Regions from separate parts of the Mus musculus genome. Here all the other regions are linked to region 3. The links are chromatin loops, found by intact Hi-C in ENCODE. Cell type or tissue: left cerebral cortex. All regions are shown on one strand.

Region 1 (8,000 bases), 130 kb before region 3:
AAACCTTAAGAAGTCTTCAAAAAGATGACAGACTCTATTCTGGGAAAAGATCTCTCCACCTAATTAATATTCAGTTATCAAGATCTGCTCCTCCATTTCTGTTTAACTTACTTATCAAGAAATTGGCTCTGGCCGGGGCCTAGCAAACACAGAAGTGGATGCTCACAGTCAGCTATTGGATGGATCACAGGGCTCCCAATGGAGGAGCTAGAGAAAGTACCCAAGGAGCTAAAAGGATCTGCAACCCTATAGGTGGGACAACAATATGAACTAACCAGCACCCCCCAGAGCTGTGTCTCTAGCTGCATATGTAGCAGAAGATGGCCTAGTCGGCCACCACTGGAAAGAGAGGCCCATTGGTCATGCAAACTTTATATGCCCCAGTACAGGGGAACGCCAGGGCCAAAAAGTGGGAGTGGGTGGGTAGGGGAGTTGGGGGAGGGTATGGGGGACTTTTGGGATAGCATTGGAAATGTAAATGAGGAAAATACCTAATTAAAAATATTAAAAAAAATAAAAGGAAATTAAAAAAAAAGAAATTGGCTCTGTCGTATATGCCACAACAGTTGTCTTCCATGCTCAGAGTCAGCCCCATAAAGTACATTTTCATATACCAACAACATGATGTGTAGAGGAAATTCCATTACCCTAAGAAATGGAACATCTGGATGAATGTCCTACCCTGTCCCTTTGTGTGACTGTGACCAGTATTCAGTGCTCTCCCTGCGATAAGCATGACAGCACTCTATGGAATCATGTCTGTGAAGGCGCCAACAAAATATAAAACAACACGTGAACATAAAGGAAACGCTCACAGTCTTAAATCCATCGTAAAATAAATGACCGCAGGGAGCCACGGGGCATGAAATAGCCACATCACCTCTCCCCGAAAAAGTTAAAAGGAAATGATTGGAGTTAGAGGTACGGCTCTGTAGACTGGTGCTTGACCTGATCCAACCTCAGCACCATGGAAAACAAGAGGAATGAAGAAGATGGTCTGAGGATGAGCCTCAGTTGGCAGTGTTTGCCTAATGTGCACAAGGCCCTGGGTTTGCTCTCCAGCATCGAATGATGTGGGTGGGGTGGCAGGCACGCGCCTCTACCAGCACTTGGGACAGGGAGGCAAAAGGAAGAGAAGTTCAAGGTCATCTTGAAAAACAGGAGACCCCGTGTCAAACCAACAAAGAATAGGATGGTAAAGGGAAGGAATTCTAGGCTTCGTTCAAGGCTTTGGTGCAGCGACCATGATCGGAACCTTTCTCTCGAGGGCTGCGTGATGCCTTCTGGTCCCTCTGTGGTCTGTCTAGAGAAGCTATATAAATGGAGTCAGTCTGGCAAATGTGCACATATCTCACAGTGGTAGCCCTCTTCCCGGCTTCCCAGAGAACGCTAATATGAAAGAGGCCTTGGATGCCAGGCACAATGTTGGAGACCTCCACTCCCAACCTGATGGCCTTGTGGCTTTTGTGAGCCTAGGTCACATTGGAAAAACAGAATAGACAGAAGACATCTGGTGAAAGGTAGGAAATCCAGTTCTTACTTAAAGCTAAAATGGGAAAGGCATATATAGACCTGGGCTGAGAAACAAGGGCCCACTGCTGACACTGGGACTAAGTGGGAGAGGAAAGGGCCAACTGAAGACCCCGGTAGTAGAATAGAAAGGCTTTAAAAGTGATCACCCAGCCTGGTGGTGGTGGCCACGCCTTTAATCCCAGCACTTGGGAGGCAGAGGCAGGCGAATTTCTGAGTTCGAGGTCAGCCTGGTCTACAAAGTGAGTTCCAAGACAGCCAGAGAAACCCTGTGTCAAAAAAAACAAAAACAAAAACAAAATAAAAAAAGTGATCACCCAGAGCAAGCCATGATGGAAGACATCTGGTGTCAACCTCTGTCCTTCACATGGGATCAAAACAAACAAATTTAAAAGGCCAGAAAATGAAGCAGACTGCTGGGCCTTTCAGTGGAGGCCTGTGATTCCCGATGACCAGCTGAAGCAAGGGCAGAGCCAGCTGAGCTCTTCTTTCTTTCCCAGACTCCTCCCTCTCCCTCTCTCCCCTCCCCCCTCTCCCTCCCTCTTCCTCTCCCTCTGCCACACATGTGCATGCATACACACAGTCTTTAATAGTTCAGACTGGCCTTGAGCTCACTGTGTAGTGCTAAGGATGACTTGTGAAATTTCTGATTTTCTTGCCTCTACCTATCAAGTTCTGGGAGCACAGCGTTTACAATTATGGACCACCCTGCCTCATTTCTGCAAGGCTGGGGATCAAAATCAGGGTTTCTGCACACCAGGCAGGCTCATACCCACAGGGCAATGCCGAAGTCCCGAAAGCCTCTCTTCTGACAGCTCCCTATGTATGTAAAACTCTCCCTAGCTGGCCTTCCTCCTCCCTGCTCCTTCTGGTCTTTTGCTAAATGACAACAGGTTGCTTCTCAGAACCAAGTGCCCACAGCAAAGCGGAGGCAGATACAAAAATACACTGAAAGCTTGCTCTAAAGTAGTTTGGACGTGAATAGAGTTTACAAATACAGAAACACATGGGAAGATGTTTGTGTCAAATTCCCATACCAACAGCTTTGCTCTCGTCAAAATTTTTGGTAGCTGAGTGGGTGCAGGTGTGGAGAGGGAGGGGGAGAAATTAGAGGGGTTAATGTCATATTTTGAAATTTTCTATTTCAGATTAGGGAAAAAAGAGAGCTACAGTTTTAAATAGAATTATAACAGCAACCAAATAGAATAGTAGGGAAGGAGGGAATGAAGGCAATCTAGCTTATGAAAACCCTGGAGAAACTGAGGCAAGAGAAGTGTTAGGCAAAAATGAAGATAATTATGCTAGGTGAGTCAGGGTTAGATTATAGACGTTTTCCTCAAATCTTTAATCTTGATCGATAATTTCCTTTGGGAAAAAAAAAACCAAAACAATGTCTCGTGTAGCCCAGGGTCTCACCCAAATCACTGCATTGCTGAGGATGGCCTTGAACTTCTCCTGTGTTGGGATTAGAGGTGTGTAGCACACATGATCTGTGTGGGGTTGGGGGTCAGACCCAGAGCACTGTGTGTGCTAGGTAAGCACTTTACCAACTGACCTAACCCGCACTGTGTGTGCTAGGTAAGCACTTTACCAACTGACCTACCCGCAGCTGAACATGGCAGTCAATCTCCTGGCCAACAGTGGATGCCCGCTAACACTAAACATCTTAGCAGGTGGATTAAATAGACTGTGGCCTGGTCATAACAAAGGGCGCTGTGCTGCTCTATCAAACAGAAAACACAGCCCGCCCAGCAGTGGTGGCGCATGCCTTTAATCCCAGCACTTGGGAGGCAGAGGCAGGCGGATTTCTGAGTTCGAGGCCAGCCTGGTCTACAGAGTGAGTTCCAGGACAGTCAGGGCTATATGAGAAACCCTGTCTTGAAAAACAAAAACAAAACAGAAAACACAGCTGGGTGTGGTGGCTCACATATGTAATCAGACACTTGGGAGGCGAGGGTAGAAGGTTAGCCTGGGCTACAGAGTAAGATCTTGTCTCAAAAGGCAAAAAATAGAGCCAGCAGAACTAAAGGGAAAGGCATTTGCCCCACAGCCCTAGTGATTTGAGTTTGATTTCCAGGACCCAGGTAAAGGTAGGAGGGGGGAGCTGACGCTATAAAGAATAAAGTGTTCTCTAACTTTTATGCACGTGGCCCACCAAAAATGATATGTAATAAAAGGTAAAACAACCGTATAACAAACCAAGACAAAAGACATACTGTGGCTTCAATGTATAGATATGGAACAATTTAAAAAAAATAAGAAGGCTGAGTTTTCTTCTTTAATTCCAGCACTTGGGAGGCAGGCAGATCTCTGAGTTCAAGGCCAGTCTGATCTACAGAGCAAGTTCCAGGACAGCCAGGGCTACACAGAGAAATCCTGTCTCAAAACACATACAAGGAAGAAGAGGAAGAGGAGGAGGAGGAGGGGGAGAAGGGGGAGAAGGTGAAAAGGAGAGGGAAGAAGGGGAAGAAGGGTGGGGAGCTGAACAGAATCTATTGGTTGAGTGTAAGTGTATCTCCACGAGCAAACATGTACCTAAGCATGGAGCTTTCTAGAAAGATTCTCAGAAGTATGAGGATGGTAAGGGTTGTTTGTATTTAGTAAAGGGAATTAAAGATCTGAAGTTAGTGGCAGATTCATTTTCCATGCTATAAACTTCCAAGGTGCTTGACAAAAATGTACACATAAAAATTTAAATGCGGTGTCCTGGCATCGTGTTCGTAACTGTTAACTTTCTAGGCAATGCTCTGAAGGCTTTTTTCCCTTGGTGGTTTGAAGATGAGGAACTAAAAGTCCTATTCTTGTCACCATACTTAGAAAACAGACAATCTGATTATGCCTAGACTTGTCAAAGTGTGGAGGCAACGTGTGAAAAAGGAAATATGCTCATCTCTCAGACCGAGCTGTGAGGAACAGACAGGGTGCGGCTGGGTAACTGGGTCAGCCTCCCCCAGACCCCCAAATAAAGCACCAAGGACCAAGCTGTCCACTCGCTCTCTGAGGACGCTCCATATCTACAGGACCATCTCAGAGCCCTGAGGGGCTACAGGGTTTCATGTAGCCCAGGCTGACCTCACCTCCTGAGTATGGGATTACAGGTGGGAGCCAGCACCCTCAGTTTGCTTGGTGCTGGGATTAATCTCAGGTCTCTGTGTATGCTAGGCAAGCCCTCTACTAACTCCTAACTCCTCATTCGTTTAAGACAGGATCTCGGTATGTTGCCCAGGCTGGTCTCAAAACTCACAGGCTCAGCCAGGCGTGGTGGCGCACGCCTTTAATCCCAGCAAGCGGATTTCTGAGTTCGAGGCCAGCCTGGTCTACAAAGTGAGTTCCAGGACAGCCAGGACTATACAGAGAAACCCTGTCTCGAAAAACCAAACCAAACAATCAAACAAACAACCTCCCCAAAACAACAACAACAACAACAACAACAACAACAACAACAACAAAATCTCACAGGCTCAAGTGACCTTCTCACCTCAGCTTCCTGGGCCACACCAACAGGTGTGCTACGGCATCTGCTCTTGCACGGGGCTTGTCCCCAAACATACATAAAAAGGGTGCCCTTTCTAAATATCTTAGCCTAAATTCAAACCAAAAGAAAAACCTTGACTGTAGGCAAGGCATAGCCACTTACACAGAACTAGCTATGCAGCCCAGACTGGCCTTGAACTCATGACACTCCTACTGCTTTAGCCTCATGGGTACTGGAATTACAGGAGTACGCCACTATACCTGGAAAGAATTTTTTATTTTATTTATTGGTTTGAGGCAGGGTCAGAACAACATGCAGGCTAGGCCCAAGATAAGAAATTCAGGCCTTCATAGCCAAATAACAGCATGTTTAGATGCTCAGAATAAAAGAAAACCTGAAGAGGATACAAGGGGACAATGGCAGGAGAAATTCTGGGGTGTTGGCTACTCCGTGAAAGAGCAGAGGACAGACGGGGTGTACAGACATGCCATGATGTCCTAACTTAGCCCATTCATTGCCTTTAAATATGCTGTCCCAAGGAAGCTGGAGGCCTATTCTCAGTGACTACGATTCACTGTGGCGATCCATTGTGTTGAGGTGGGAGAACCAGCCCAGCGGTTGCCAGCATATGCTGCTCTTTCAGCTGACTGCTGCTCTTTCAGCCGACTAGGGTTTGGTTCCCAGAATCCACACAATGAGCTCACAAACACCTACAACTCCAGCTCCAGGATGTCTGACACCCTCTTCTGGCTTCCATGGGCACCTGCATGCATATGCATGTGCACACACACATATGCACACATTAATAACAAATAAATATTTTAAAACTAGCCTGTGTGGGCCTGGTGGTATAGGTCAATGGTAGGATGCATGCCTAACACACACAAGGACCTGGGTTAACCACAGCACCTAAGACAGAAGGGAGGAGGGAGGAGGGAGGAGGAAGGAGGGAGGAGGGAGGAGGGGGAGGGAAGCCTGTGCTCATCTCATTTCCCCATACTGTGATGAGGAGGGAGAATTCTTATCCTTTTATTTTTTTAAAGATTTATTTTATGTGTACATGTTTTGCCTGCATGCATGGTACCCATGGGGATCAGAAGGGAGCCTAGAGCTCTGGGAACTGGACTTACAGATGGTTGTGAGCCACCACAAGAAAACTGGGAAATGAACTTGAGTTGGTTGGGAGAGCAACAAATGCTCTTGACCACCGAGTCATTTCTCCAGCCCCTGACATTTTTTTTTTTTTTCTCTTTTGAGACAGGGTCTTGCTATACACCTATTCTGGCATACTTGCTACATAGCCCAGGCTAGCCTCCAGCTTGTGATGTCCCTTCCTCGCTGGGATCCCAGGCATGTGCCATAGAGCCTGTCTCCTGGCAGGAAGCATATTCCTGATTTTCCTATCACAGATTGCAACACCAAGAGAGCCAAGTTATATCTGCGAGGTCCCGTGTCTGTGCATGTGAGTTCTATTCCTTCCTTCTCCCCGACCTCTGATCCAGTCACAACCGACTCAGAGCTCCACCAAAGGCACAGAGCTGGAAAGCAAGCCTGTGAACGTATAAAGGACTCTGGTGTGTATGTATTTATTTATTTGGTTGGTTAGTTAGTTAGTTAGTTAGCTGGCTAGGCAGGGTCTCCTGCAGTCCAAGCCAGCCTTAAACTCCCAAGGATTGGGTTTGCAGCCATGTACCACTGAGCCCAGATCTTTTGTTTTTATTTTTGAAATGTGTGGACAAAATAGTCCTGGTGACTTCACCTAGTTGTGCTTGGCCTCATGACCACAGATACCCAGGCATTTCTGGGAAGTACAATTTTGTTTCTGCCTTCTGTCTGTCTGCCTGTCTGTCTGTCTGTCTGTCTGCCTGCCTGCTCTTCCAGAGGTCCTGAGTTCGATTCCCAGCAACCACGTGGTGGCTCACAACTGTCTGAAATGGGATCTGATGCCCTCCTCTGGTATGCATGAAGAGAGTTATGGTGTCTGTAAGTTGCCTGAATATCAGCTACCCTCTAAGTCTTTACCAGGTGAGGAAGGATCACAGTAGTGAAACTGGGGAGACCCCTGCTGCCCTGGCCCAGTGTCTAATCAGACCCTCATGGACAGAGAGGCTCTGCCTCGAATACACACGGTTCTGCTGGCATTGAAGGGTTTCTCATAGATTTACCGACAATTTTTAATTTTAGATTTTTTAATTTACTTTTTGAAACAGTCTTGTTTTGTAGCCCAAGTTGGTCCAGAATTCATTATGTAATCAAGGTTAACTTTAAAAATGACAATTGATTTCCAGAATGGTGGTGACATCTCTAATCCCAGTACTGGGGAGGCAGAGGCAAGAGGATCTCTGTGGGGCTGGAGAGATGGCTCAGCAGTTAAGAGCAATGACTGCTCTTCCAGAGGTCCTGAGTTCGATTCCCAGCAACCACGTGGTGGCTCACAACTGTCTGAAATGGGATCTGATGCCCTCCTCTGGTATGCATGAAGAGAGTTATGGTGTACTCACATATGTTATAAATAAATAATTCTTTAAAAAAAAAGAAAAAGAGGATCTCTGTGGGTTTGAGGTCAGCCTGGTTTGAATGGTGAGCTACAGGACAGCTGGGGTTGCATAGAGAGACCCTGTCTCAGAAACAAAACCAAAAGATGACAATCCTCCTGCTTTAGCCTCCCAACTGCTGGAATTAGTGTAGCTTGACAAAAGACTCACAAAGACCACAGAGACCGCCGCCATCATTGCAAAACGCATGAGGATTTTACTTATCCAACATGTTGGGGAACCCCCTCTCAGCACGCAAGCCGGAAAGAGACCCAGAACAAAGAAAGAACACATTTTTTATACCTTGGTAAAGGCCGGATATAGGCACCAGGGTAGTTTGGCTTATTTTAATTGGTGTAGCCAATAACCTTTTTAGACATTGGTTGGTTTGTATAGGGTGACTCTCATTTTGTCTGTCCTTGAGGTTTTTAGTGTGAGGCGGGACAGGGGGGATTGTTAAA
Region 2 (8,000 bases), 99 kb before region 3:
AGTTCAGGGTGGTGTATGTCCAGGCGTCAGTAGATACAGGAAGGAGGGTGTTTCGTGTGAGACCTGACCTAGTTAAGAGCCAGGGAAGGCTCCCTGGGGCAGAGGAGATTTAAATTGCAGGCTCTTGTCATCCTCTTTATTACCAACTATGAGCCCGCCTCCTCTGCGCTGCTGCAGCCTCAGCCCACTTCTCCTGTTTGGAATGGCTTAATTGAGGACCATGTGGCAGCCACTAGTGGGGCGCTGGGGCACAGCATGCTTAGATTGCAAATTTTGCCTGAGCCCAGCTTTAATCCTGACTTCAATACTTCCACTCCCGATGGGAGCTGGTCCAGGGTGGACTTTTAACCTGGATACCCTGCAGTTTCTAGTCTGTTCTGACAGAGGCCCTCCGGAATCTGGCTCTGAATTGTCCTCCTGGGGACATCTATAGCTTCCTGCATCTCTTGAGCCTTTGGGACTAAGAAATGAACGAGTCACCTTAGGGGAAGATTCCTAGAGAGGGCACAGCAGGGCAGGTAGCTGGACATGTCCGCGAATCAGTATTGCAGTATTGCACTGCTTTAACAAACAACCATAGAAGAGAACTCTCTAGAAATTATTAGGAGAGGGAGCATGTCTGCTTCACCCATCAGGTGATCCCCAGCTAGGGTGGCAGTGGAGGGGGTGGGTAGGAGGCATGTTGACCAAACTTGACAGTTCCATTAAGGGACACCAGCCTTAGGCTGACCTTCCAACATCGTCTCCAAGTACATACAGCATGATCCCCCATGTCTGTCATCCATACAGACCATGTGAAAATTCCGGTAGGGCCTCTTGGTGGCTCCCAGAGAAACAGGCACAAACAAGGGGTTTACTGCCAAGCTTTTCTTAGGTAGCTTCCCAAGCGAAGGCAACTGTAGGTCTTCCCCCTGCTGGCTCTGGAGGCGGTGTATTCGGCAGCCAGATACACAGTGAGGCTGTCATCCATCCGCTCCGACGTTCCTTTCACTTCCAGGCCTGCTGGCTTCCCACCCGGTGGCGGGTCCGGCACGTGCCAATATCCGCGCCCCCTCCAGGGCAGTCCGGAATGCTCTGTGCGCGCTACGGGCTGCCCAGGAAGGGAAATCCCCAGAGGAAGCCATTGTTGTCTTGTTCCCTGTTGTCGTCATCGACCCAGGCGTGTCTAAATCGGTTCCCCATTCTGGAGCTCGCCCGGGTCGCTGGGGGCGAGGCTAGTATAGCCATCTCTGAAGTGCAGCATCTTGCTCTTTGGCCACTCCAGCACCAGCGCGATTGGAATCAGGGGAACTCCAGGGCAAGCAGCGAATTTAGAAAACCGACGGCGGTCGGCATGATAAGCTCGCTGGCTTAGCTGGACAGGGACATAATTTCCACCTTGGCTCTGACGTGGGCCAACAAGGTGACCTTGCCTGGTGGCTCTCCTCAGTTTGTCCTCCTGAGACGCAAGCTGAGGCCCTCAAGACCACTGGGGAGGTTAGAAAGAGAGCGCCCCCATTGGTCCAGACACCATCGCACAGGGAAGGCAGACAGTGGCCCCAGGCGCGCGTGGGCGTAGGCCGGCGCCTAGGACGTGCAGGCTGGATTTTCTGCTCTGCTTCTCCGCTCAATACCATCCCTTTGCGCACGCCGCCCCGCAAATCTGGCGCGAACCTAGTCGCACTCTCCCCGGCCGGAACAGCCTGCCCGTTTTAAGCCTCACCTCCTCCGCGAAGCTCTCCCGCCTTAACCCCATCATTTCCAGACACTGTGTGTGGCGCGCTCGCGGTGTCTTTGACTTTCTCATTTGTGTTTTGTTTGGTTTGCCTTTTGGAAATGCACACACAATCTCCTTGTTTGGAACGACCATGCTGAGGGCAGGTATTCAATCCCAGGGCCTTAAATTCAGAAAGCTCGGTGTGTTCCAAAGGATGCGGTTGGTGGTTTTTTTGCCTGGACTCACTACCCCCACCCCCCAAAGCGCTCTTTCCGTCCTTGCTCTCTCCCCTCCTCCCACGGCCCCTCCTCTTCACAGACTGTCACAGCTGAAAGTGTACAATCCAATTCTCCTCCCCTTTCATCCTACAGTGGCGGCAGGTGCGAGGAGTAGAGAGCACTGAGCATTTAAAGTTTCGACTTCAGCCTTGGCCACCGACGGCTTGTAAGTGAGTCCTTTCTCTGGGCCGTTGTCTTTCCCCAAACGAGCACCGCGTTACAGTTAAGTAGGTAAGGAAGGAGTTACCTGCTGACAAATCGAACAAGCAGCGTCCCTCGATAAACAGTGATCGTGGACCCTCGAGAGGTGACAGAGCACCTCCCGCCGCCCAAACCTCCTTATGAGAAGGTTAGGTAACCCAGGCGCTTCAACTGCTAGCCCGGCGCTAATCGGACCCAGGTGGGGGAAAGGATGGGACATTTGCTCCAGGTCACGTGGCATTGTATGCTTCTGGGACTTAGCTTACTCGTCTGGAAAGTAAGGATAATATATGGGTTGAAGGACATCAGGAAGGTTTTTGTTACCCAAAGTCCCTGAAACACGCACACACACACACACACACACACACACACACACACACACACACACACACGCACGCACGCACACACATGATAATTAGCGGTACAGTGCTTGGCAGCAGATTTTGCTCATGCATTCCTATTCCAGAGCCTCCGCAGTGGGATTGCTGGCTGGAGTCCTTAGAGTTGTTTGGGAATGTATCACTGCTCACCCCAGATTCTCTCTGTTTTTCTCCAGATCGATTTGGCACCTGTTTCTACCTCCGCGTGGGGGCCAGAGCCACAGAATGATTGGGCGGTGGGGCAACGTCACTAAACCAGCATGCATAGGGCAGTGTACCTTCAAAAAGTTTGATGTCAGAGGGGTTCCTAGGTGTGAAGAGCCAGTCTGGGAACTGGTGGGGGGGGACTTGGGGAGAGGGCGCTGTGCCGGTTCACCACCACTATAACCTCCACCCCACCCCATCTCACAATTTGGCGCGGGGGAAATGGACTTTGGATTTGGGGGCGGGTCCTGGAGGCGGGTCTTAGGCGTGGGAGATAGAGACTGGGGAGCCTGGAGGCGGGGTTTGGGGAGCTCGCCCCGCTTGGGGCGGGGCTCCCGGGGCCGCGGGCTCTGCAGTTCGGACTCCGAGCGCCACAGTCGCCGCAGTTCCCTCCACACTGGTGGCCCAGCGGGGAGTCCGAGTGGTCCTTGGACCGCTCGGATTTGGCGCAAGGCCTGCCCCGCCTCTCCCCCTCTGTGCGGCCTAGACGGTCTGGGCAGCGGGGACATGGAGCCTTCTCTGGCCACCGGAGGCTCGGAGACCACCCGCCTAGTGAGTGCCCGAGACCGCAGCAGCGCTGGCGGCGGCCTGCGATTGAAGAGGTAGGACAGACCTGGGCTGGCCCTCAGCCCGGGGGGCGCCAGACTGATGCCATCGGTCCATTTCGTTGTCTCCCTTGGCGCGGGTCCGGCCCGCCTCCCCAGCTCCCCGCGGCCCCCCAACTTCGCGACGCAGATCTGCCGGCCGCAGACAGCCCCACTCCCCGCCTCTGCCGCGATACCCCATGTTCTCCTGGCCGGGCAAAGCAAGTCCCCTGCCGCGGCACCCTCAGCCTCCTAACCCCTGCGCCGCCTCCGCCGCTCCGTCGGACCGAGCGGGCCAGGTGCGGCGATGTCCGCATTGCTCCGTGCGCCTCGCCTCCGGGCATTGGAATCCCAGCTTTAGGCCCCGGACCCTTCTCTCCGCACCCCGGTTTCAGGGCGCCCCATCCAGCAGCGGCCAGTTGTGGGCCCCGGCCCTGGGGATCCGCCCGGGCTCAGCGGGCAGCCGCAAGGAGCGAGGGGGCGGCGAGGAAGGAGCAGGTGCGGGATGGGCGGCGGGGGGTATTCCCGGCTCCGCACAGACGGGGCCGGGGGCGGCGAGGTGTGAGATGAGGCGCGGAGCGGCCGGGACAGCGGGCCGGGGGCGGCAGCAGAACCTCCCCCGCACCCCGCGGGCCTCCCGCCGCTCGCCGCCCGCCGCTCGTCGCTGGCTCCGTCTGCCCTGCCATCTCCGGGTGGCCACCGCGACAGGCCCTCCCTGGCCACCTCCTCTGGCCATTTTGTCTTGAAGGAGACTGTCTGTTTGTCTCTGAGATTTGACAGGGTCTCAGGCTTTTTTTCCCCTCCCTTCTGTTCTTCCATTCTTTCTATTCTCCCTCCCCAGTCTTCTCCTTTTGTCTCTGATGTGGTCTTCTGTGTCACCGATTATTTCCTTGGGAGGGGGCCTTAAACCTGAGTGGGTGGGGAATGGGGGAGCAGAGAAGGGCTGCAGGCGACTATAGTTGTGGGCAGCTTGTGGGGCTCCAGCTGTGTCCCAGGCATCTATTCCCATAGCCTTTGACTTGGCATCAACCTCTCTTACTCGCCCAAGGGATACCCCAGGCCTCACTGTTTCCCCCACGCTAGATATCGTTTTCTTGTTTGTCGGGGAATTTCAGAAAGCTAGGGAAAGAAACGGCCGCTAGCCCTGGACAAAACATAGTCACACCTCCACACCCCAGCAGAGAGGCCCTTTAGTGCCCACTTGATGCCGAACAAAAGGAGGCAGCCTGTTGATGGGCGGCTACATTGATGGCTTGCTGTGTTTCACCTTACAAGCCCAAGGAAGGTGACTTACCACAGCCCCCAGACTGCCCAGCATGCCTCCTGACACTGCATCCTGATCTCCTGGGCCATTTCCACCTTCATATGACCATTAGTCACCAAACCCTGCAGGGTTTTCAGAGGCTCGGCCTGTTTACCTGACCCTCCTATGATAGTGCCTGGCAGAGCGTCTAGACACTTCTATGTCCTCTTTCTCCCAATCCACCATCAAGGTCATTTCAACGTGAAGATATTTGCTCTGCCAATGAGGGGTTCTGTTCTTTCCATCCTTTGAGCCCTTTGCTTCAGCCCTTCACCCAGTACCCTGCTTAAACGCCAAGCTGCAAACCTTGACATCACAATCCCACCTGTCAGGAGTGGCTTCTAGGGCTTCTGTCTTCCTTGGATGCCCTCCCTGTTCATCCCCATTATATTAGGTTCCTCCCTCCCCTGTGCCCTACAGTAATTTGTTCAGACCCCCAGCCCCACCCCACCCCAGCTTCTCCCTGGTAGAAGTCGTGTTATACAGTTATGTCCCACTAGACTGGGCTCCTTGTTTGCATAGTAGGTGGCATAACTCATGGAACAGAGATGGGCTCTGAAGCCACTGTGGCCTCCCTGTGTCATCTGGGAGCACCTGAATCATGCACACTCATTCTCAGTCTGGGAAAGGGCTTTCCATTGGGGAAGTGAACCTACCTCCCCCCATCTAGAGTATCCCCGATAACCGCTGGATATTCCCAACCTGGGCTCATCCCTTCCACAGTGTTCTCTTCAGCCAGATGATTCCCAGGGCCCCTTCCCTTTTGCTGTGGGATCTATCTACTCTAGAGCTATCCCTTCCCTTGGGGGTCCTTATTCCTCCTGTCTTTCAGGCCTGTCTTCTGTGCCAAGGACCTTTATTCTTTCTGCTCTTTACTTGCAGAGGTTCAGGGAGAGAGAACTGGGCTAGAATAGACCCAGACAGTCCATTTGAGCCCTGCCTGTGGCATTCCTGAGTAAGGCCCATCACTATTGTCAAGGGATGTGTGGGCTAACTGGGCTCCAGGTAACCTGTGCTGGACTCTAAATCCAGTGTTCCTTTCAAAGGACCTCACTTGCATCTCCTGTCTTGAGAGAAAGGGACAGACAGTTTGGGGACTGAGGCACTGGAGCAAGGCTGACAGAGAAGTGCTCTGTGGCCTGCTTGCCTGTGTCCTGTTCTCGTACCAGCTTTCTTCCGTGTTTCTCTGGCACTTGGACCCATCTCTGTCTCAGTCCTCCACATTTCTCCAGGCCCTTCTGTGGTTCCCGCCATCTCCCCACTAGAACTCAGTTGAGAATGCTGGAATTCCCCAGGGAGCAACATCTGCCTTGTGCAGTGTACCACTGTGTCGAGTCCATGTGCGTCCCACTCACTAAGAACCCTCATCACCCAAGAAGAGCATCCACTCGCTCCCTCACTCACTCTGCAATCCTGAGCCGCCTCTACATAGATGTTTGTCAGTGTCTAGTCTCAGCTCCCTCACCTGCCAGCTGTGTGCCCCTACCCGTTCTTTCCCCCAATGAGCCTCACATTTCACTTTTATTTGTTAAAACATTAGACCACACTGCTGTAACATACTTTGCAGATACTGAATTCTATGGCTTTGTGTGTGGGTCTGGCTGTTCAGTAGAGCTCCACATGCCTGCAAAGCTTTGGGCATAATGGGTCTAGCAAAGGGACAGAGATGGGCCCATCTGCTGAGGCAGGCACTGCAAGTGACCAGTTCAGGCTCCCGGGTGAACGTGTTGCCTGTCTCAGTCTTTTCACAGAGCCCTCAGAGCCCCTGCCTGAGGAGCCCAAGCTTGAGGGGATGGCCTTCCACCACTGCCACAAGGACCCCGTGCCTCAGTCAGGCCTCTCTCCAGAGAGGGTGCAAGCCCGGAGGCAGCTGTATGCCGCCTGCGCTGTGTGCTTCATCTTCATGGCCGGGGAGGTGGTTGGTAAGTTGGAGGACACCCGTCCAGTCCCATATTCCGTACTTCCTAGGCCACTCTCCACCAAGAACCCCTGGTTTCCTGAGTAGAGAAGCAAGGAAGAGAAAGACAGGGAACATCTAGAAGGTCGGACAGGGCTCCTTCCCGGGAAGGAGCATGAGGCTTGTGGGCCAAGCCCCATATAAAGTAGCCTTTAATAACCAGCCTCCTGTTATGAAAATCAAGTCTATTGTTATGGAGAGACTAGAAACAATACCTGTAATCTTAACATGTGATAGCTAGTTTGTGTCCTCTCCTTTTTCATACCTAAGCATTCACACTGCCTGTTTCCTGGAATCAGGCTATACATTTCCCCTTGCAGGTGGGTATTTAGCACACAGCTTGGCCATCATGACTGATGCCGCCCACTTGCTAGCAGACATAGGCAGCATGTTGGCCAGCCTCTTTTCCCTCTGGCTTTCCACTCGGCCAGCCACCCGCACCATGACCTTTGGCTGGCACCGCTCAGGTAAGCCCTTGTATTATTTGGTGCCCTTCTGGCCCTGCCAGTGCCTTAGGGCCCTGATCTGATTGCTTGTGTCCTCTGCAGAGACTCTGGGAGCTTTGGCCTCTGTGGTCTCCCTCTGGATAGTCACTGGCATCCTCCTGTACCTGGCCTTCCTCCGCCTGCTTCATAGTGACTATCACATTGAGGCGGGTGCCATGCTGCTGACTGCCAGCATCGCTGTCTGTGCCAATCTGCTGTAGGTCCGAGTGTGGAGAGGGCACCATGTGGGGTCCAGGGTGAGAGGGTTGTCTAATAGGATGGCAGAGCTCGTGTGTGTGTGTGTGGGGGGGGGCACACGAGTGTGTTCTGTTGTCGTCATTGGATGTGCCTGAAAGGGAATGGGAGAGAGACAGTCCAGCCAGGAGATGTTTATTGAGGGCCTCCTGAATACTAGCCCTGCTCAGGTACTTTTACTAGTATGGTCTTAAACTTAAGTCTCTCAATTCATGAGTGCTAGTTTTCCTCCTAGTACCTGTTAATGTAGAAGATACGACCAGGGAGCCAAGTGACAGTTTAAATAGTAGGCCAGACATGCATCCCCACCTCTGGCCCTATGTCCAGTATCTTTTATTCCTGACAGTATAACTTTTCTCTGTCAGGTAATGCTATTTTCTTTCTGGGACGGGAAAGAGGTGGAGGTGGGTACTGTATGGGGAGGTGAGTGGGGCCAAGAACAGGCCGTCTGCCTGAACCGCTCTCCTCCTTCAGAATGGCCTTTGTGCTGCACCAGACTGGAGCCCCCCACAGCCATGGATCTACAGGTGCAGAGTATGCACCTCTAGAGGAAGGGCATGGATACCCAATGTCCCTGGGAAACACGAGTGTCCGGGCTGCCTTTGTGCATGTGCTGGGAGACCTCCTTCAGAGCTTTGGGGTCCTGGCAGCCTCGAT
Region 3 (8,000 bases):
AGTCTGGCCTCAAACTCAGAAATCCACCTGCCTCTGCCTCCCGAGTGCTGGGATTAAAGGCGTGCGCCATCACTACACAGCTGGATGCAACTGTTAATGGTGCCAGTCCCTGTGACTGTGCAGGATGTCCTCACTTAAGCCCTGTGGCATCTATACCAAAAATGTGGAAGCCCTTCGTGGAGCCTCCTTCCTCTGGGTTCTACTTCTGTTTCAGAGAAGGATTCTGGGTGCAGCTGGGCAGTGGAAGTATCCATAGCCAAGTGTGCTAATAGTGCATGCCTTTAATCCCAGCACCTGGAGGCAGAAGCAGGTGGCTCTTCATGAGTTCAAGGCCAGCCTGATCTGCAGAGTAAAACATCTGAAGTGTTCAGAAAGAACTGGCCAGCCAAAAAACATGGCTTATATTGAAAGAAAGATGAAATTTCAAGACCTGTAAGTCATATAAAGTACACAGAAATTGCTGGTTGTTTGTGAGCCTAGAGGCTGCCTGGGGCTGAGAATAAAGAAAAACAAACCTGGGTATGCCCTGTTGTTAAAACATTCCTGGGAACATCTTGACCATAAGATAAAGGGGACTGTGAAGACATAGCAGGGCTATCTGAACTGAGTCAACAACTCACAGAACTCTGACACCCTGCACGTACATGTAATTTTTCTGCTGATGTTTGAATAAGCCAATAGTGTGTCGCTATGCTGAATTCCACACCCCTAAGCCCCTCACCCCATAAAAACCCCTAGCTTCCGAGCCTCATGGCCGACATCCGTTATCTCCTGTGTGGGATGCATGTCGGTCCGGAGCTACGTCATTAAACGTCCTCATGTAATTACATCAAGATGGTCCTTCGTGATTTTTTTTGGGTGCCCACAGAATTGGGAATTGAGTGGGGGTTTCCCTACTAGGTTCTATCAATATCCTCTAGACTGCCAATAAGAATTGGCTAATAAGCTTTTTTAAAAATTATTTTTATTTATTTGTTTCTGGGTTTTATGTGTTCTTTTTGTTTTTGTTTTTGTTTTGTTGTGTTGTGTTTTGTTTGAGATAGGGCTTCTCTGTGTACTCCTAGCTGTCCTAGTACTCACTCTGTAGACCAGGCTAGTTTTGAACTCACAGAGATGTGCTTTCCAAGTGCTGTCAATAAAGGTCATACGTGTCAGTTATGTATATCAAATGTATGCAGGAGCCCATGGAGGCCAGAAGAGGGCTTCAGTTCTCCTGGTTCCAGAAGGTTGGAAGTCACCCAAGGTGGGTGTAGGGAGCCAAATCCAAGTCCCCTGGAAGAGTGAAAGCTCTTAGTCTCCAGCCCTGGCGTATAAGCTGTGGTACATCCATTCAGTAGAACACTGTGTATCCCAGGCCAGGGACACAGGAGACTTTTCAGCTGGAAAGAACAATTGCCACGAAGCCAGAGAACCTGTGTTCAGTTCCTGGAATCTGCTTATGGAAGAAGAGAACCAACTTCCACAAGTTGTCCTCTGATCTCTGGCATGTGTACCCACAAACATATGCAAACACACTATATAGATACATAAATGTTTTCTAAAAGGAATACTGTGCATCATATTCATATACCCATCTCTGCTCACTCACCCCCTCAGAAAATGGAATTCTAGGGCTAAGAATATAACTAACTTTTCTAGTACATATCAGGCCTGGATTTCATCTCCAGCACTTAAAAACAAAACAAAAGCAACAGTAACAACAACAAAAAGCTTTTTAAAAGAATCTGTGTATATGTATATGCTTTTCCAAGGCCTACAAATCTCTGCAGGCATACACAAGACACTGATAACCTGAGAGGGGAGGGGAGAGGGAAACTGTGGTTGGACTGTAATGTGTGAGAGAAGAATAGGAAAACAAACTGATAACTTGTGGCTGCTTCAGAGAAGGAAAGAAGGAAGAGAGATGGAGTTGTTGATCAGAATTCTACACCTGCACACGTAACTGTGACAAACAGGTTAAAGTAAAAACACTCAACAAACATCAAAACTGTTTTATGAAACACTCTACACTGTGATCAAAAATGGAAAAACAGACACCATAAAAGGTAATGCTACCTCAGGGTCACTAACCCCATCTTCTAGGCTAAAGGTCCCTCTTTGTACACCCACAATTGTTACACAGAGTCCACTCATCCCTTAATGTTGGCCTGCCTGCCTAGCACTTCCTGGTATAGTCAGTTCAGTGCTCTAAAGCTGTCGATGACCTTGAAGACACAGAGAACGGCTAACAAAAATAGCTAACCCATCTGAGGAAGCAAATCTCTCTCGTTCTCACGCCCTCACAGTCTGGAGAGTTGCTGTCATTCCTAAAGGGTGAGGAGTTGAGAAAGACCCACACAACAGCCACCCAACAGCCACAGGCTGGAAGACCTCACAATGAAAGTGCCGTGCCCATGGCTAAGGGAAGGTTCGTTGGCTGAGTTCAGAGCCTGTTCACCACAGCCATTTAACACCTGCTGACCTAGCTCCTGGTTCCTGTCAGCAGAATCGCTTAGGATGTTGCCAGCAATCATGGACAGACCAGGCAACGGAAAGTGGTTCTCGCAGTGAGGAAATATTATGTCACAGAACATTATGTCTCTGTTGGGGAGAGACCCTCAGAACCGCTGAACTGTGACAGACAGACAGACACCTGGCTTACTCTGACTTTATCTGGATTTTCCCTCCTAGTGACAAGATGACCCCTGCAGTGCCTAAGACCATGAGGTCACTGAAGGCAGGAGGCCTCCCTGTTCTCACTTGTCCTCTTCCATTCTGACTTTAAGCTGGAGAAAAGTCTTTCCTAGAGGCCCCCCAGTGCATCTGCTAGCTAGATTTGTGTTACATGCCCACACCTCAGGTCCATCCCTGAAGAGGCCTGAGGACTCTCATTTTTGACCAGCTCATAGTTCATTCTTAGTGCCCGAGAAAGAGGGCGCCCTCCTCTCCCCTCCCCTCCTGTCCCTTTCCACACTCTCTTCTCCTCCCCTACCCTTCTGTTCCTTTCTCCCCTCCTCTTCTCCCCCTGTCTGACAAGGTTTTGCTATGTATCTGAGGCTGGTGTTGAACTCTTGATCATCCTGGCTCTGTCTACTGAGTGCTAGGATTACAGGTGTGCACCATTATGCCCAGCTCACCTATTTCTTGTTTATCCGAAAGTCAGTTTTAACTGGATACTCTGCATGTTTTCCCTCCTTGCTGGATTGGGATCAAACCCTAGGCTTTGTTCATTCTAAGCAAGCCCTCCACAACTGAGCTATACCCCCACCCCCTGTATCCTATATTTTAATTGCTAGATGTGGCAACCCCACTGGGAGACATGCCCAGCCTTTCTGAAAGTGTTGTCAGCCCACACTTGACAACCAGAGTTCTGCTGGCAAGGAGTTTGTGGAGCCAAATAGCAATCAATGTGGTCGACCTCACTGCCTCACAAGACTGCCTAAATCATCAGTCAAGAAAGCTTTGGCTGGCATGGCCGGATGGCTCAGTGGGTCACAGATCTGCCCACCAGGACTGACAACCTGTGTTTGATGCCCAGGACCCACAGGTAGAAGAAGAGAATGAAGTCCTCCAAGTTGTCCTCTGACCTCCACACATGTGTTATGGTGTGTGCACATGCACCCAAATACACACATGTACACACAGAGCAAATGAACAAATGTAATTTTGAAAAGGGAAAGCTCTGGCCTTCAGAGCCCAGACTTTTTATAAGTGTTGAGGTGATGGGGGTGGAGAGGGAATGGGGGTGAGAGACTTATAGACAGCTAGGTATTGAGAGATCCAGAGATCCAAAATCACAAACTCTGTAGCCCAGGCTAGCCTGGAATTCAGTATGTAGATAAGATTGGCCTCAAACTTTCCGCAGACTCCTCCTACTTCCCAAGAGCTGGGATCCCACACTAGGGCTGTGACATTTAGTCAAGATCACAGTTTTCTATCACAGGATAAAACCCAAATTCTCAGGGCCAGCTGGTGACAATGTACAGTGACAGAGCTTTTAAAAATGAGCTGCATGCAGGGCCCAGTACACTGCAGCTGTCACTTGTGTGGTCTGAAGCTTTGAAAGCCACCACTCACTGTCCTTTGGTTTTGGCACAGTGGCAGAGAGTGGGGTAGACGCCACCTCTGGAGACCATGTGAACATCTCTGTAAAAGACTTAACTGAGTATTCTGGTCTCTTCCAAGCCCACTCAGCATAGACCAACGTGCCAAAGAAAAGATGGAGGGAGTGGAGATTTTCTGTGGGAGCTGGTGCTGCTTCAAGACTATTTTTATGCTTTTCTCTATGGAGATAATTATATCTCTGGTTCTGATTATAGACTGTGAATACTGAGTTCTTGGTGCCACTCATGGACAGATGCAAACCCACAGCTCCTTTGCCCAGCCACTAGCTTTTCCACGGTAGTGACTAGTCCATAGGGGCACAGTCCTGGGAGGAACAGGGGACAAACCACTTGTTTGTCAGGTCCCATGAACTCTGGGCCACCGCCTAATCAGCACTGGGAATTCTGGCTGCCAGGTGGGAAACCACATGACAACTACTTTAAAAACATTTCCCCGGGGACACAAAAGCATCTAATGGTAAACACCTTTTTTTTGAGACAGGCCCAATAACCTGGGTCTATGAATAATCCTTTCCTTTCTTTCTTTCCCTCTTTCCTTCTTTCTTTCCATTTTAAAATATTTATTTACTTTTTAAAGTACACTATAACTGTCTTCAGACACACCAGAAGAGGGCGTCAGATCTCATTACAGATGGTTGTGAGCCACCATGTGGTTGGTGGGAACTGAACTCAGGACCTCTAGAAGAACAGTTAGTGTTCTTAACCGCTGAGCCATCTCTCCCACCCCAACCCCTTTCCATTTATTTGTGAGAAATAAAATCTGTCTTCTAAGCTGGATTTATGATGGAGACTAAAGTAGAGCTGAGTGAGAAAAATGAGGTGGTTCATACCTGCTGACCCAGTACGCAGAAGACAGAGTCCTAAAGACTCAAGGCCATCCAGAGCTGCATGAGACTATTTCAAACCAAAACACAAAAGAGGATTTGGACAGCACAAACTGGATGTAGTGAACCCCGAGATTATGTTATTTACTGAGAAAGACTGTTTCTAGCCTTAGAGCACACTTTCCAATTCCTCTGGATGGAACACAGACACACCATTAATCCAAACAATGAAGATAAAGTTAGTGTGCAGAAGGAGGCACCCATATTTGAAAGTGGTGTCTAATTGAGTGACAGATAAAGTGATGAATCAGAGAAAGATTTGACAGAATAGGCTGTACCCAACTGTCATGAGAACAGAGAAAAAAGGGAAACTATTTAAGAGAGTGCAGAGAGAAAAAGAGATGGAGACTGTTTAACTGGGACAGTTATTGAGAGACAGGTTGCAGAGAGAAAACAAGCTAGACACAGGTGAAGACAGAATGAGCCAGACAATGAGAAGGAGCCAGAAGACTAGAACAGATTGCCAGAGTTAGTTTGAGATCAAGTAGAGCAAAATGTCAGAGGCCAACAGAGAAGAGTCTTCTTGGAGAAGAGTCTGAGCCAGAACAGCTGAGTTGAACCAGCCAGCTAGAGATCAGGAAGAACAAGAAAGGGCAAGCTTATTCATCAGTCATTAATTCTCAGAGGCTAAAAACAGTCTAGGCCTAGATAAGATTGTACAGAGTCTAGAAGCTTCTAGGACTAGGCCTAGGTTAGCAGACAGAGGTGGTAAGCCTGAGATGACAATTACATTATGTGAATAAATGTTACATTTACAGTGGGCTAGTTAAAAAACAAACCCACAAAGATGGGAGGGGTGAGGTAAGGGATGGATCAGGAAGAAGTAAGGGGGAGGGGGCATATATGATCAAGACACCTTGTATGAATGCATGAAATTATCGAAGGACTAATAACAATGTTATATATATATATATATATATATATATATATATAACCAGAAGTGTCACGAGTTCTGATAGCATTATATATGCATTGTGGTGGTTTGAATAGGTACACCACCCACAGATTCATGAGACTGAGAATGCTCAGCAAAAAGAAGTGGCACTATTAGGAAGTGTGGCCTAATAGTGGAGAAAGTGTGTCACTGTGGGAGTGGGCTTAAGGTCTTATATCTGCACAAGCTACACCCAGTGTGGAACCTAGTCTCCTTCTGGCTATCCTCAGATCAAGATGTAGAACTCTCAGCTCCTTCTCCAGCACTATGTCTGCCTGCATGCTGCCCTGCTTCTAAACCTCTGAGACTGTAAGCCAGCCCCAAATAAATGTCCTTCATAAGAGTTGTCTTGGGCAAAATGTCTCTTCACAGCGATAAAACCCTAACTAAGACATATGTATTATGAGATATCCACCAGAGAAGACTACAGAGACAGGGTTTAAGCCAATAGAAAGTCTTTATTACCCAGTCATCGACTACATTGACGTAGCATTGACCTTTCTCAGGGTGAGCTTTTAAGCACAGAAACCATATTCCAAGTTGACATATTTCAGTTAACAAAAAGAGCATACCAGAGGCAGATTTATAGGAGCTAAAGGGTCAAGTACATTTAGAGATTTTTCTGAGAGCTATGAACTTTGATAGATTAGGACTTTCTTTTTGTTTTGGCAGGAGTTACTGTCTATGTGTTGAGTTTTAAGGCCTGAATGGCTTTTCCATCATGGAGTCAGTTGTGCTAAGGTCTAGGGCCTTGTTACACACACTATTTTGTAGTTCTTATTAACTAAATACATCTCAGACATGTTTCTATATTCATCTCATCATAATATGTAATACCTGTTTTCCCACAAAGCATGTTGTCAAACTTTCAGATTTTTGAAAAAGTTTTTTAAAAAATTGTGTGTATGTGTATGTCTTTGTGTGCACCACACATACACAGGTACCTTCAGAGGTGAGAAGAGAGTGGTGGGTCCCTGTCACAGGATTTTCCCTGTTCAATTACATAAGTGCAAAGGAGGTCTGTGATTGGACAGGGAAAACGGAGGCGGAGCTAAGAGTTGCAGAGAGAAAGGGGGGAGGGAGAGAGAGAGAGGGAGAGGGAGAGAAAGAGAGACAGAGGGAGAGACAGAGGAAGAGGAAGAGAGAAATAGAGAGGAAGAGAGAGAGAGAGGGGGAGAGAGGGAGAGAGAGAGAGGGAGAGAAAGCGGGAGAGACAGAGGAAGAGGAAGAGAGAAATAGAGAGGAAGAGAGAGAGAGGGAGAGAGAGAGGGAGAGAGTCTGAGTTGTGAGTATCCTGGTGTGGGTGCTGGGTACCAAACCTGTGTCGCCTGCAGGTGCAGTAAGCTCTGATATGACAGCTTAAGCATTTCAAATGCAGGTTAAGTGGATGGTATTGAGGTTTTCATCAGTTTGCCCTTTTCTTAGGGATAAGCTGGCCCATCTCTATAGACTGCTGAGTGACCTTCTGCACTCAGTCTTAGGTTTCTATTGCTGGGATAAAACACCATGACCAAAAGCAACTTGTCAGGAGAGGGTTTTCTTCGCCTTACAGTTTGCAGGTTCCATGGAGAAGTCAGGGGAACAAAAATGGTGGGGGAGTGTGGCTTACTGACTTGTTCTCCCTGGTCTCTCTCTCTCTCTCTCTCTCTCTCTCTCTCTCTCTCTCTCTCATTCTGTTTGAGACTGGGTTTATCTGTGTAGCCCAGGATATCCAGGAACTCATATGTAGATCAAGCTAGCCTCGAACTCACAGAGATCCACCTGCCTCTGCCTGTGGAATACTAGGATTAAAGGTGTGGACCATCACTTCCCAGCTTCAGTTTGCTTTTTTATACAACCCCAGGCTACCTACCCAGGGATGGAACACCCCGACCAAGAGGACTGGACCCTTCCACAGTAAACATCAATCATAGGATGCTTGCAGGCTTGCTTGCCGGCCAGGCCAATGGGGCAGTTCTTCATTTGTGGTACTCTCACGTGGTAAGAAGTTGACAAAACAAAATAACCCTAACCAACATATACCCGCCTCCGTGACATCTGTCTGTCTGTATTCTTTCTTTATTTTTGTATTGGGTCATT

The links. A loop is a pair of places that touch in the nucleus more often than their neighbours do. Peaks named below come from ENCODE experiments on the same cell type or tissue, not always from the same donor. Only the 100,000 strongest peaks of a DNase experiment are listed, where the experiment ranks them.
Region 1: it touches region 3 in a loop (4-fold over the local background); 2 of 42 quality-filtered maps call a loop at or near these places.
Region 2: it touches region 3 in a loop (11-fold over the local background); 3 of 42 quality-filtered maps call a loop at or near these places.

The regions. Positions count from the first base shown.
Region 1 is chr5:31,117,720-31,125,719 of GRCm38, reverse strand. All of the region lies in intron 1 of Trim54 (tripartite motif-containing 54), which reads right to left. Among named protein-coding and RNA genes, the nearest start is that of Trim54, 5.1 kb to the right of the region's middle. In left cerebral cortex, no CTCF peak of the experiment used is centred here; DNase peaks (open chromatin) are centred at 2,463 and 4,379.
Region 2 is chr5:31,088,624-31,096,623 of GRCm38, reverse strand. It overlaps Slc30a3 (solute carrier family 30 (zinc transporter), member 3), which reads left to right and starts at 3,097. Exons shown (of 8, transcript NM_011773.3): 1 at 3,097-3,361; 2 at 6,387-6,568; 3 at 6,924-7,070; 4 at 7,152-7,305; 5 at 7,818-8,000. The coding sequence starts at 3,267. In left cerebral cortex, CTCF peaks have their summits at 258 and 1,511; DNase peaks (open chromatin) are centred at 1,989, 2,727, 3,055, 3,892 and 3 more places; H3K4me3 peaks cover 3,942 bases; H3K27ac peaks cover 2,292 bases.
Region 3 is chr5:30,989,568-30,997,567 of GRCm38, reverse strand. No RefSeq gene overlaps it. Among named protein-coding and RNA genes, the nearest start is that of Tcf23, 25 kb to the right of the region's middle. In left cerebral cortex, a CTCF peak has its summit at 4,110; DNase peaks (open chromatin) are centred at 2,361, 3,317 and 4,132; H3K27ac peaks cover 1,138 bases.